2 separate regions of the Mus musculus genome follow, and region 1 is linked to region 2. A link is a loop called in an ENCODE intact Hi-C map of the cell type or tissue named here. Cell type or tissue: heart. All regions are shown on one strand. Each heading gives the region's core, and the rest is flanking DNA. Links, peaks and the distances in the headings are about the cores only. Region 1 holds the start of Bace1 (beta-site APP cleaving enzyme 1). Region 2 overlaps Rnf214 (ring finger protein 214).

The links. Peaks named below come from ENCODE experiments on the same cell type or tissue, not always from the same donor. Only the 100,000 strongest peaks of a DNase experiment are listed, where the experiment ranks them.
Region 1: a loop joins it to region 2, with 2.1 times the contacts of the local background. A loop is called at or near these places in 4 of 42 quality-filtered maps.

The regions. Positions count from the first base shown.
Region 1 is chr9:45,836,891-45,842,266 of GRCm38, forward strand. Bace1 (beta-site APP cleaving enzyme 1) reads left to right here and starts at 1,655. Exons shown (of 9, transcript NM_011792.6): 1 at 1,655-2,398. The coding sequence starts at 2,138. It also overlaps the pseudogene Gm7286. In heart, for the core only: a CTCF peak has its summit at 1,563; DNase peaks (open chromatin) are centred at 1,671, 2,211 and 2,361; H3K4me3 peaks cover 2,495 bases; H3K27ac peaks cover 1,690 bases.
Region 2 is chr9:45,889,103-45,894,478 of GRCm38, forward strand. Rnf214 (ring finger protein 214) reads right to left here. Exons shown (of 14, transcript NM_178709.5): 6 at 1,702-1,841. Among named protein-coding and RNA genes, the nearest start is that of Pcsk7, 15 kb to the right of the region's middle. In heart, for the core only: no CTCF peak of the experiment used is centred there; no DNase peak of the experiment used is centred there.

The DNA of each region.
Region 1 (5,376 bases), core at 251-5,250, 52 kb before region 2:
CAGGCGCCCAATACGGCCAAATCCGTTCACACCAACCTTCACCATTTTGTTTACGGGACGAGCCAGGCACTGCACAAGAAGAAGCGTCTGTCTCTGGAACAGGGAGGAGCAGAGAGCCCCTCAGCTTCTTTATTTAAGATGTTTCCTTCTAGTTTACCTTTTTTTTTCCTAATCAGAATGACTGCTGTATTTTATCGAGGGCTTTCCACCTCTGATAAATGATATGATGACACAGTCACACAGTTTTAAGCTATCAGGGCCCCAAAGCTCTTCATCTCAATGAGTATGCTGGAATGTCTCCCAGTGATATACCAATTTGAGAGCAACTGATCCTCACTCTGACTGATGGGAAGTAATCAGATGGGTCATGAGGATTCGTGACAGGAAACCATCAAAGACACAAACGGGCCGGGGGGTGGTGGCACACGCCTTTAATCCCAGCACTTGGGAGGTAGAGGCAGGCGGATTTCTGAGTTCGAGGCCAGCCTGGTCTACAGAGTGAGTTCCAGGACAGCCAGGGCTATACAGAGAAACCCTGTCTCCAAAACAAACAAACAAAAGAAAGACAAAGGGATTCAGGCATAGAAGAGGTGGCCACCTCATAGCTGGGGCAGGTTAAATGCTCTGAACAGAAGAGGCGGCAGGTCTCCCTGTCGGATCCCAGTGACTGGTTTGTTGACTGGAATACTCTCGTCCCTTTCACCTTGCTCCTCCAGCCTCTGCTCCTGAAAACACTTCCAATTTTAAGGTCACCTCTTCTAGATTGCCCATTTTTTGTTTCTTTTTTGAGGCAGAGTTTCTCTATGCAGTCCTGGCTGTCCTAGAACTACCTATGTAGAACAAACTGCCCTTGAATTTACAGAAATTCTCCTGCTGAGATTAAAGGCAGGTGCCTCAACATCCGGGGTATACCCCCAAATTTTGTTTTATTTTATTTTATTTATTGATTTTTATTTTATTCTTTTTTTTCTTTTTTTTTTTTTTTTTTTTTTTTTTTTTGGTTTTCGAGACAGGGCTTCTCTGTGTAGCCCTGGCTGTCCTGGAACTCACTCTGTAGACCAGGCTGGCCTGGAACTCAGAAATCCGCCTGCCTCTACCTCCTAAGTGCTGGGATTAAAGGCGTGCGCCACCACGCCCAGCTCTATTTATTGGTTTTTTGAGGCAGGTTTCCAGCTTACCCCAAAATTCTTAACATCACACTGTGGCAAGAATCACAGTTCTCCCCGGTTAATCTCTTTTTGGGATCTGTGCTTCTTTTTCTACTCCTGTGCAGGGGTAAAGTGGCTGGCATGCATGACAGGGTGCGCACGGGGGTGTGGGGGGGTGTTAACCAATGCTGATTCAGGAAAGTGAGGCAGGAGAATTGCATCAAAGTTGAAGCTAGCCTAGACTACACTGTATGTTTGCAGGACCCTGTACCCTAAATAAATAAATAAATAAATAAATAAATAAATAAATAAATAATGAAAGAAGGACTAGCAGATGAGAAGTGTATGATATTGGTTCCTTCTTGCTCTGCTAGAGCTAAGGAAATGCTTTCCCGCTAGGGTCTTGCAGAGTGAACTCCATCTCGGCAGAGGGCATCCCAGACCCCTTTCAGCTCCGGAAGCTGGGCTGTCTGCCATGGGAAGACTACACTTCCCAGAGATCCCAGGGAAAAGCAAAAACCCTTTGGCTTTGACAGCCACCGCCACAAGCCTTTCCGCCTCCCCAGCCTGCCTAGGTGCTGGGAGCTGGGAGCTGGATTATGGTGGCCTGAGCAGCCGACGCAGCCGTAGGAGCCCGGAGTCCCTGTCGGTCCCCAAGCTGCAAAGCCCGCCTGGAAGACCCCGAAAGCTACGGGCTCGGATAGCCATGCCCGCCCCTCCCAGCCCCACAAGGGGCCCGATCCCCCCGCTGGCGGCCGGCGTCCAGATGTAGCTGGGTCCCCTGGATCGCCATCGTCGTCTCCTCTCGTGCGCTACGGATTTCTCCTGCCCACTCTCCGCCGCCTGGACCGGGAACTGAGCGAGGGGCCTGCAGACTCTGCAGTCCTGATGCCGCCGAGGCCGCTCTCCTGAGAGAAGCCACCACCACCCAGACTTAGGGGCAGGCAAGAGGGACAGTCACCAACCGGACCACAAGGCCCGGGCTCACTATGGCCCCAGCGCTGCACTGGCTCCTGCTATGGGTGGGCTCGGGAATGCTGCCTGCCCAGGGAACCCATCTCGGCATCCGGCTGCCCCTTCGCAGCGGCCTGGCAGGGCCACCCCTGGGCCTGAGGCTGCCCCGGGAGACCGACGAGGAATCGGAGGAGCCTGGCCGGAGAGGCAGCTTTGTGGAGATGGTGGACAACCTGAGGGGAAAGTCCGGCCAGGGCTACTATGTGGAGATGACCGTAGGCAGCCCCCCACAGACGGTAAGGTGGTCAGATCTAGCAACCCTCCTTCATGCATGGTAGAGGGGTGATAGGGTAGAGATGAAGCAGCCTGCCCTGATAAAATGGTTTGTTTAGTGGGTGCAGAATGACCGCCCGCTCCTATTCCTCCAGGATCCGGTTGGGAGTAGCCTTTCCATTTCCCGCCCCCTCTCACTGGCATCCAAGCCCCAGGACTGACTACTCACCTCTCACTCCCACTGCCCCATCCCCCCACGCCCAAGAAAGCACTTCAGTGGTGGCTGACCCTGGGGAAGGGCCAGGCACGGGGACACTGTAACAGGTGTCAGTGGCCGGAGTCTCTCATATTCCATCTCCACACTCTCCCCTACTCTAGTGTTGCGGGGGGGGGGGGGGTATCTAAGATCCCCACCTTCATCTTCTTGAGAACCCAAAATCCTGGCACCAGTTGGATCAATCAGCCCCTTACTCTAAGTCTGGGCTGCCATAAGCCAACAAAGTGAGAGTCTTAGTAACATCCATGTAGCCTCCAAGTCCCAATAGACTCTGGCTTCCCCTAGTCCCTTCCTCCTTTATCCCAACCCCCACTCTCTACACTCTAGCTCCTCCCCCACCCATGCCTCAGAACATGGCCAGAAGAGAGCTGTACTGAGTCTGAGAAAGATAAGCCTAGGGGAGCCAGAAACCCCTTGCAAGGGTTCTGAGACGGATGGGCACACAGCCATGGGAAGGGACTTCTCCCTGTCTTTTCCCGTCTTTTCCAACAGTTTCCAAGGTACCTGGGGTGGCTGGTGGAGGTTGTGTCCTCTACCTGTGCTGACTGGGAGTGTGGGCTTGAGTCAGCTATGGCCCATGTGGGGTTGCTGGCTGACCTCTCTGAGTGCATCTGCCACCTCCGTGGGCGAGTCTGGGTACTGGTTGGTGGCAGTGTGATTCTGCGTGTGCTTCTGTGTGTCACCTTGAGTCTGATCCTGTGTATCTCTGTGAGCTACCCTCAGTGGCTCCGGACCGTGTCCACAAAGCTTGTCCACGGAGGGTGTGGAAAGATGGGAGTGTGTGCGCTGGGGTCAGGGAGGAGACAGTCACACTTCCTTTCACTCAGGCAGTTGGATATGGGAGAACCACAGACCCCTGCTTTCTTGTTACTTGCTGGGTCTATACCACTCAAGCTTGCTTTGGGAGCTCTGAAGTCCTGGTCTCCCCCACTCACCCCTCCTCTTTGCTGTACACCATAACTTCCCAGAAGTCGTATGGAATCCGGGGGTCGGAGCCAAGTCAGAGCTAGAGTTCAGTCTGAGCCAAGAGAAGGTAAGATGTCAGGGAAGGGGACATGTGGAGACGTGGGACTCTAGTGACGTGCTGTGCAACTGCACAGATCTGTGATAAAGCCACAAGGACTTTAGGGTCAGACAGGCTAGAATCTGGGGGTCTGCCTAGCACCCTAGCCTTCCCTTTTCCCAGCAGTGTGACCTTAAGCAACTTATATAACTCTTGTTGGCTATTGCCTTCTCTTCAAAACATGGGAAATGGGGCCTCCTTTGCAAGACAATTGTGAGGATTAAATGAAACCACGTAGGGGACCATGCCTAGAAGAAATCCCTGGGTTAATTGACCTCCAATAAATATTACCTCCTTCTCCTTAACTGGCCTGGCCACTTCTGCCTCTTCTGTGCTATGCAATGAAGCATAAAATCTGGACCGTGTTGAGTATATTTAGTACATACTTCCCTGGTCCCCTGAGATGCAATGTAGGTGCTCCAGCCCAGCCCTTGGCAGAGAGTAGCTGTTGAGGGCTAGTCAGTGCCCTCCCCTCCCAGCTAGAAGTCAGAGCAGGGGGCTGGAGGTCACACACTAGCCCTGGGAACCCTGAGTAGAGGCACTCTGTGGTTGCACGTGCCTCTGATCCCGACCCTGTTCCAGCCAGCCTCGGCTCTGTGGCTATTTTGTTCCTTCCCTCAGCAGCCTGTGAGAAGGATGAGCCTTCTTCTTACCCAACGGGGCTATCAGAAGCAGTGAAATGGGATGGAGGGTGGCAGAGTTCTATGAACACAAACCTCTGGAATTTGGAGGGTTACTGCCCATGCTTGGTGGTCTAATCTACAAAACAATGGAAGACACACCTCTGCATGAAAGGCTTTAAAAAGGAAGTAAAATGTAAGTACTCCTTTGACAAAAGTGATGCTCTGTAGATTCTTATCTTTAGAACCCGCTAAACATGTAAATTCTCATGATCCCACCCCAGAGTCTGGGAGTCTGCAGGTCTTAAGGCTGAGAAGCACCGATCTATGAGGAGAAATAATGATGCCAAAGGTAGAGTTGGCTCAAGGGACTTGATGGAGTATGTGTTCATTGAGTGAGGTCCTGGAGGGTGGAAAGGAATGGGGCCATCCTAGCCAGGACCTGGCGCTTCTCCCAACACACCGTAATTGCTTCTCACTTGCTCCCCACTCTGGCCCAGAGACTATGAGAAACGAGAGACGAATGAGTTGTGTGTTTGAGCTTATGTGTGTTTGTTCAGGAGACAAGTGAAAGCCAGGCCAGTTGATACTGCAGGGTTATGCTGAGACCAGATCAATTTAGGTAAATAAAACGGAGCCCAACTGTCAAAAAGCCTTAAATGTCAGGCTATATGGTTTGGACTTCGGCTCTGAGGGGGGAAATTGAGATCATTTGTACTGGAGAATGATATGAAGCAAGCAAGCAGACGTCTGAATCTTAGGGAGAGTGGAATATAGAGCTACGGGAGACGCGAAGCTCACTTTCTGTGGAGAAGGCGTGAGGTTGCGGTAAGAGGGAGAGAGAAAGGAGGCCAGGATGCAAGGAATGTCACAAAACAGGCGAGCAGGCTGGGGACATCGTGTGGAGGGTGGAGAAGAAGGAAGGCATCAGAGGTAACTTGGTGATTCTGACATGGCGTAAGTTGAAATGGACCATTGGTGGACCAGGATACAGGGCAGGAGGGCATGGTTGGTATACACACTTGTTTTATTTTAATTCAG
Region 2 (5,376 bases), core at 315-5,314:
TAAGGAGATAGAAAGACAATAAGGTCCAGGTTAGCCTTGGCTACATATGGAGGGGCCTACCCTAAACAAACAAACAGAGTCTTCAGTAAAGCCGTTAGCATTATTACTTGTAGCTATTCAATCAGAGAGAAGAGAAGGTAGTTAGAGACATAAAGAGTGGAGAGTAGGTGCTGGAGAGATGGCTCAGCGGCTAAGAGCACCGACTGCTCTTCCAGAGGTTCTGAGTTCAATTTCCAGCAACCACAGGGTGGCTCACATCTATCTGTAATGGGATCCAATGCCCTCTTCTGATGTGTCTGAAGACAGCTACAGTGTACTCATATATATATACACATATGCACACACACACAAATAATAAATCTGACAAAAATATTTAAACACAGCGAAAGGAAATCAGGACCTAGACAAAATTATAGACTAACTATAGACAAAACTATAGATCTTTAAGCTCTCACATGCTCCGAGTACCTGTCTGTCTATAATTCATCTTCCTCAAATCAGCTGTGAAGACTGTGGCAGAGCGAGTGTTGCCTTGGGTAGGCTGCTGTTCTGATCACTATCAACACAAAGGACCGTGCTCTGCTGGGAAGGCTCTGCAAGACTGTTTGAGAATGATCAGTGAGTGACCACCTCCTAACAATTCACCACATTCTCAATGGGACTCTCTGCTCTCCAGACCGTCTCCTCTGCATGTGGAGGCGCCACAGGTACTGTCTCTCATTTTGGAAAATGAATCAGTAAGTGAGCTTGCTACTTACTTTTTACTTATCATCATACATATTTTCAACATCCAAGTTCTTCTCAATAAATAAAAGGAATGTCAGCAGCATTTAAATAACATTATCACAGAATTCACAATTGTGAGTTTTCAAGCACTGATTTCAAACAACTTGGAAAACTGAGTGCAACCAAATTCAAGGCCCATTTTGCTCTTGCTACATTATCAAGAAGAGGACACGATCACTAGATAACCCTTCACAAATGTCAATAGTGCACCACTGGTGGTGCTGTACAGCATAACCATTCAAAGCATTCCCATGACCTCAGTATACGGAGGAAAAAAATGTCCCTCAGGATATAAAGCAAGTGATATAGGTTTTAGAATAACAGTTCATATTTGCTATGTGTGCATAACAACCTTATTTTAGATCCCCAAGATACCTAAAACTGGGCCACGAAATAGTGCTATGTAGTAATCCCAGACCCGAGACAGACAGATACAGACAGGCAGGCAGGCACACAAACACACACACACACACACACACACACACACACACACACACACACACACACACACACAGAGAGAGAGAGAGAGAGACAGAGAGAGAGAGAGAGACAGAGAGAGAGAGAGAGACAGAGAGAGAGGTGTTATAAAATATAAAGGAAACTTATGAACATACTTGGAACCAGGGGAAGAGGTGCTGGGGCCTAAGCCCAGGATGGGACCACTGAGCTATATGCCCAGCCCTTACTTATCACTGCAGAGCAGTACCAACTCTCTGAGCACATCTTTCTTTTGTGTCATGTAGGTACTGAGACTACTAAGTCACTGGAGAATTCTGATGTGTGTTTCTTTCTCACATAAAAGCAATGGAACTGGCCCTGCCACACAAACACACACGCACGCCCGCATGATTGTATGTGCAGCAGAAGCGTTTACACACGCACACCCACAGGACTGTATGTGCAGCAGGAGCATACCTTCTGCCCTTCTCACAGAGCTTCTCGATTTCAGCTTTCAGGTCCTGCTCCTTCTGCAAGAACTCCTTCTTTTCTTTCTCTATCTTCTTCTTGGTTTCTTCTCGCTTTATGGTCACATCCTGAATGGCCTTTAGTATCTCCTAAATCCCATGTAATTAGTCACACAAATAAAGAAAGAAAGGTTAGCTTTTAGTGTTTTGGGGTTTTTGTTTCAATCTCAGTGTTTGTTTATGTGTGTGTATATATATATGTGTGTGTGTTGCTATGGTTCGGAACAAGAGCCTAGCACATGCTAAGCAACACCCTATAACTGAGCTACATACCCAGCCAGCCTGATAGGTTTTTTGATTTGGTTTGGTTTTGAGATAGTGTCTTACATAACCTAGGCTGGGCTTAAATTCAATATGTAGACAAAGCTGGTCTTGAACCCTGATCCCTTGCATCTAGTTCCACTGACTTGGATTATAGATATGTGCAAGCATATTATTACTGTGTATTGTGTGTAAAGATTCTCCTTTATTACTCAAATACTGATTTCTCTTCCCCCATATCTGGTTGCAATCTGGACATGGCACTGTAATACTATTTCTTTTTTTTTTTTTTTTTCTTTTTGGTTTTTTGAGACAGGGTTTCCCTATATAGCCCTGGCTGTCCTGGAACTCACTTTGTAGACCAGGGTGGCCTCGAACTCAGAAATCCGCCTGCCTCTGCCTCCCGAGTGCTGGGATTAAAGGCATGTGCCACCACGTCCAGCTTTTGTAATGCTATTTCTAATAATCTGTCTCAATGTTATGTAAACATCACTCCTCATTTATTCTCTGATTTGTCAATAAAAGCTTGTCAGCCAATGGCTGAGCATAGCAGAGACTCGGGCTGGACTTCCCATCCCAGTCAGGGGAGGGGGAGAGATAGGAAAGAGGATGGGGCCATGAGGAAAGGGTTCAGGAGCCAGCAGGAGAACACACCCAGAACAGAGAGAGCCAGATCAACACTAAATCCCAAGTAGCTCAGGGGTTTGGGTTGGGAAGCAGCCAGATTAATTTAGAAGATTAAAGTAGATTAATACTGCTCGGCTATTGTGCCATAGAGCCTGACTGAATAAATTTTATAGTCTCTGTCTCATTATTTTGGAGCTAGTTGGGATAAAAAAAAAAATCACTTTTAAAACTGTCCTAACAGATATTCACTTCCATGCTCAGTGTTTCTGGAACTTTGAACATGATTTTACTATGTATCCTATGTAGCCTTGTGATCCCTATGCGGCATGGCAGGCTGGCCTCAAACTTGCTGCAAGCATCCTCTCTCAGCATCCTAGCAGCAGATGTTGAGCCAGTACTCTCAGCCTGATAGTTTATTTCAATGATTATACATCCATATGCTGACTTAGTGGAATCAAACAGAATTAAAAGAATCAATTTCAGGGCTGGAGAGATGGCTCAGTGTTTAAGAGCACTGACTGATCTACCAGAGGTCCTGAGTTCAATTCCTAGCAACTACATGGTAGCTCACGATCATCTGTAATGGGATCAGATGCCCTCTTCTGTTATGCCTGAAGACAGCTACAGTGTACTCATATAAATAAATAAATAAATAAATAAACAAATCTATCTAAAAAAAAAAAAAGAGTCAAAAGAGTCAATTTCATAAACTACTGATGTAAAAGTCAAACCTCTGCAAGAAAGTTACATGAACATAGACTTTAACACCACAGGACAGGTCTAAGAATCTTTGAAAAAAAAAAATGGGGCTAGAGAGATGGCTCAGCATTTAAGAGCACTGGCTATCCTTCCAGAGGACCCAGGTTCAATACCCAACACCCACACCCACACAGTGGCTCACAACTGTCTGTAACTCCAGTTCCAAGGGATCTGACGCCCTCTTCTGGCCTCCAGGACACTTGACACAAGTGGTGCACAGACATAAAGGTGAGACACCCATATACAGAAAATAACTTTTAAAAGCCACGACGTGAGACCGGGGAGAGCTCAGTCAGTGAAGTACTTGCCATATATAAACATAATGATGAGTGTGATTCCTAGAACCCCCATAAACTAACTGGGTGCGGTGGCACACCCTTGTACTCTGGGATCTAGAAAGGCAAAACACCACGGGATCCCTGGAGCTTGCTGGATAGCCAGCCTAGCTCTAGGTCCAAATGAGAGCTCCTGTCTCAAATCACAAGTGGGCAGTGCCTAAGGATGACACCTCAAGGTTGACTGCTGACCTCCACACACACGCACACATATCTGCATGCATACTTGTGTGTATACACACGAACACACACACACAATAGAACTGAAAAATGGAATGTGCTGGCTTATGTAGCACTATGTTCCCTATTACCGATGCTCCAATAAAGACTGAACAAACACCTGTCAAGGATACTGAGAAAGGGATTTTTGCTTCAGGCTAGAGTTTGCTACACCCAACAAGTATGCTCTTGTTTTATTATAGTTCTGTTTTTATTGTAAGTAGAATTTTTTTTGTTTGTTTGCTGTGCTGGATAGTTTTATGTCAACTTGACACAAGCTAAAGTCATCTGAGAGGAAGCAACGCCAATTAAGACATTGCATCCATAATATCAGATTATAGGCTGGCCTGTAAAACATTTTCCTAATTAGTGATTAGTGGGGAAAGGCCTGGCCCATTGTGAATGGTGCCATCCATCCCTGGGCTGGTGGTCCTGGGTGCTACAAGTAAGCAGACTAGCCAGGCAGTGGTGGCACAGCCTGATCCCAGCACTTGGGAGGCAGAGGCAGGCGGATTTCTGAGTTCGAGGCCAGCCTGGTCTACAAAGTGAGTTCCAGGACAGCCAGGGGTACACAGAGAAACCCTGTCTCGAAAAACCAAAAAAAAAAAAAAAAGAAAGAAAGAAAGAAAGCAGACTAATCTCCTAGGTACATGCCTTTAATCCCAACACTCAGGAGGCAAAGGCAGGAGGATCTCTGTGTGCTCAAAGCCAGCCTGATCTACAGAATATGTTTCAGGACAGCCAGTGCTATATAGAGAGGCCCTGTCTCCAAAGAAACAAAAGAAGTAAGAGAGAAAGAGCAGGCTGAGCAGTTCCTGCCTCCCAGGCTCCTACCCTGTGTGAGTTCCTGTTCTGACTTCCTCCCAAGATGAACAGTAATATGAAAGTGTAAGCTGAATAAACCCCTTTCCTCCCCAACTTGCTTTTGGCCATGATGTTTCATCACAGCAATAGTAACTCTTAAGACACTTGCTGTCTTACTATATAACAACAGGAATAAATACATATATGAGGCTGTATAATACCAAGTTCATCATCTGTGATACATATATATGAGCACATTCCTAAGACTGTACAATACAAAGTTTATCACTGTGACAATTATCCCTTTTCTCTGGGCATAAAGGTAATCTCTGTGTGAAGGGATTTGGATTATGTTTGCACAGTTTGTTCATTGTTGTCTGGGTGGTGCTAGAGGTCCATACACAAAGCACACATACTACTTCTTTTTTTTCTTTTTTTCTGAGGCAGGGTTTCTCTGTGTAGCCCTGGCTGTCCTGGAACTCACTCTGTAGACCAGGCTGGCCTTGAACTCAGAAATCTGCCTGCCTCTGCCTCCAGAGTGCTGGGATTAAAGGCGTGCGCCACCACTGTCCGGTGACTAAAACTTTTGTGAAGCTACTTTTCCAACATAATCTACAGGT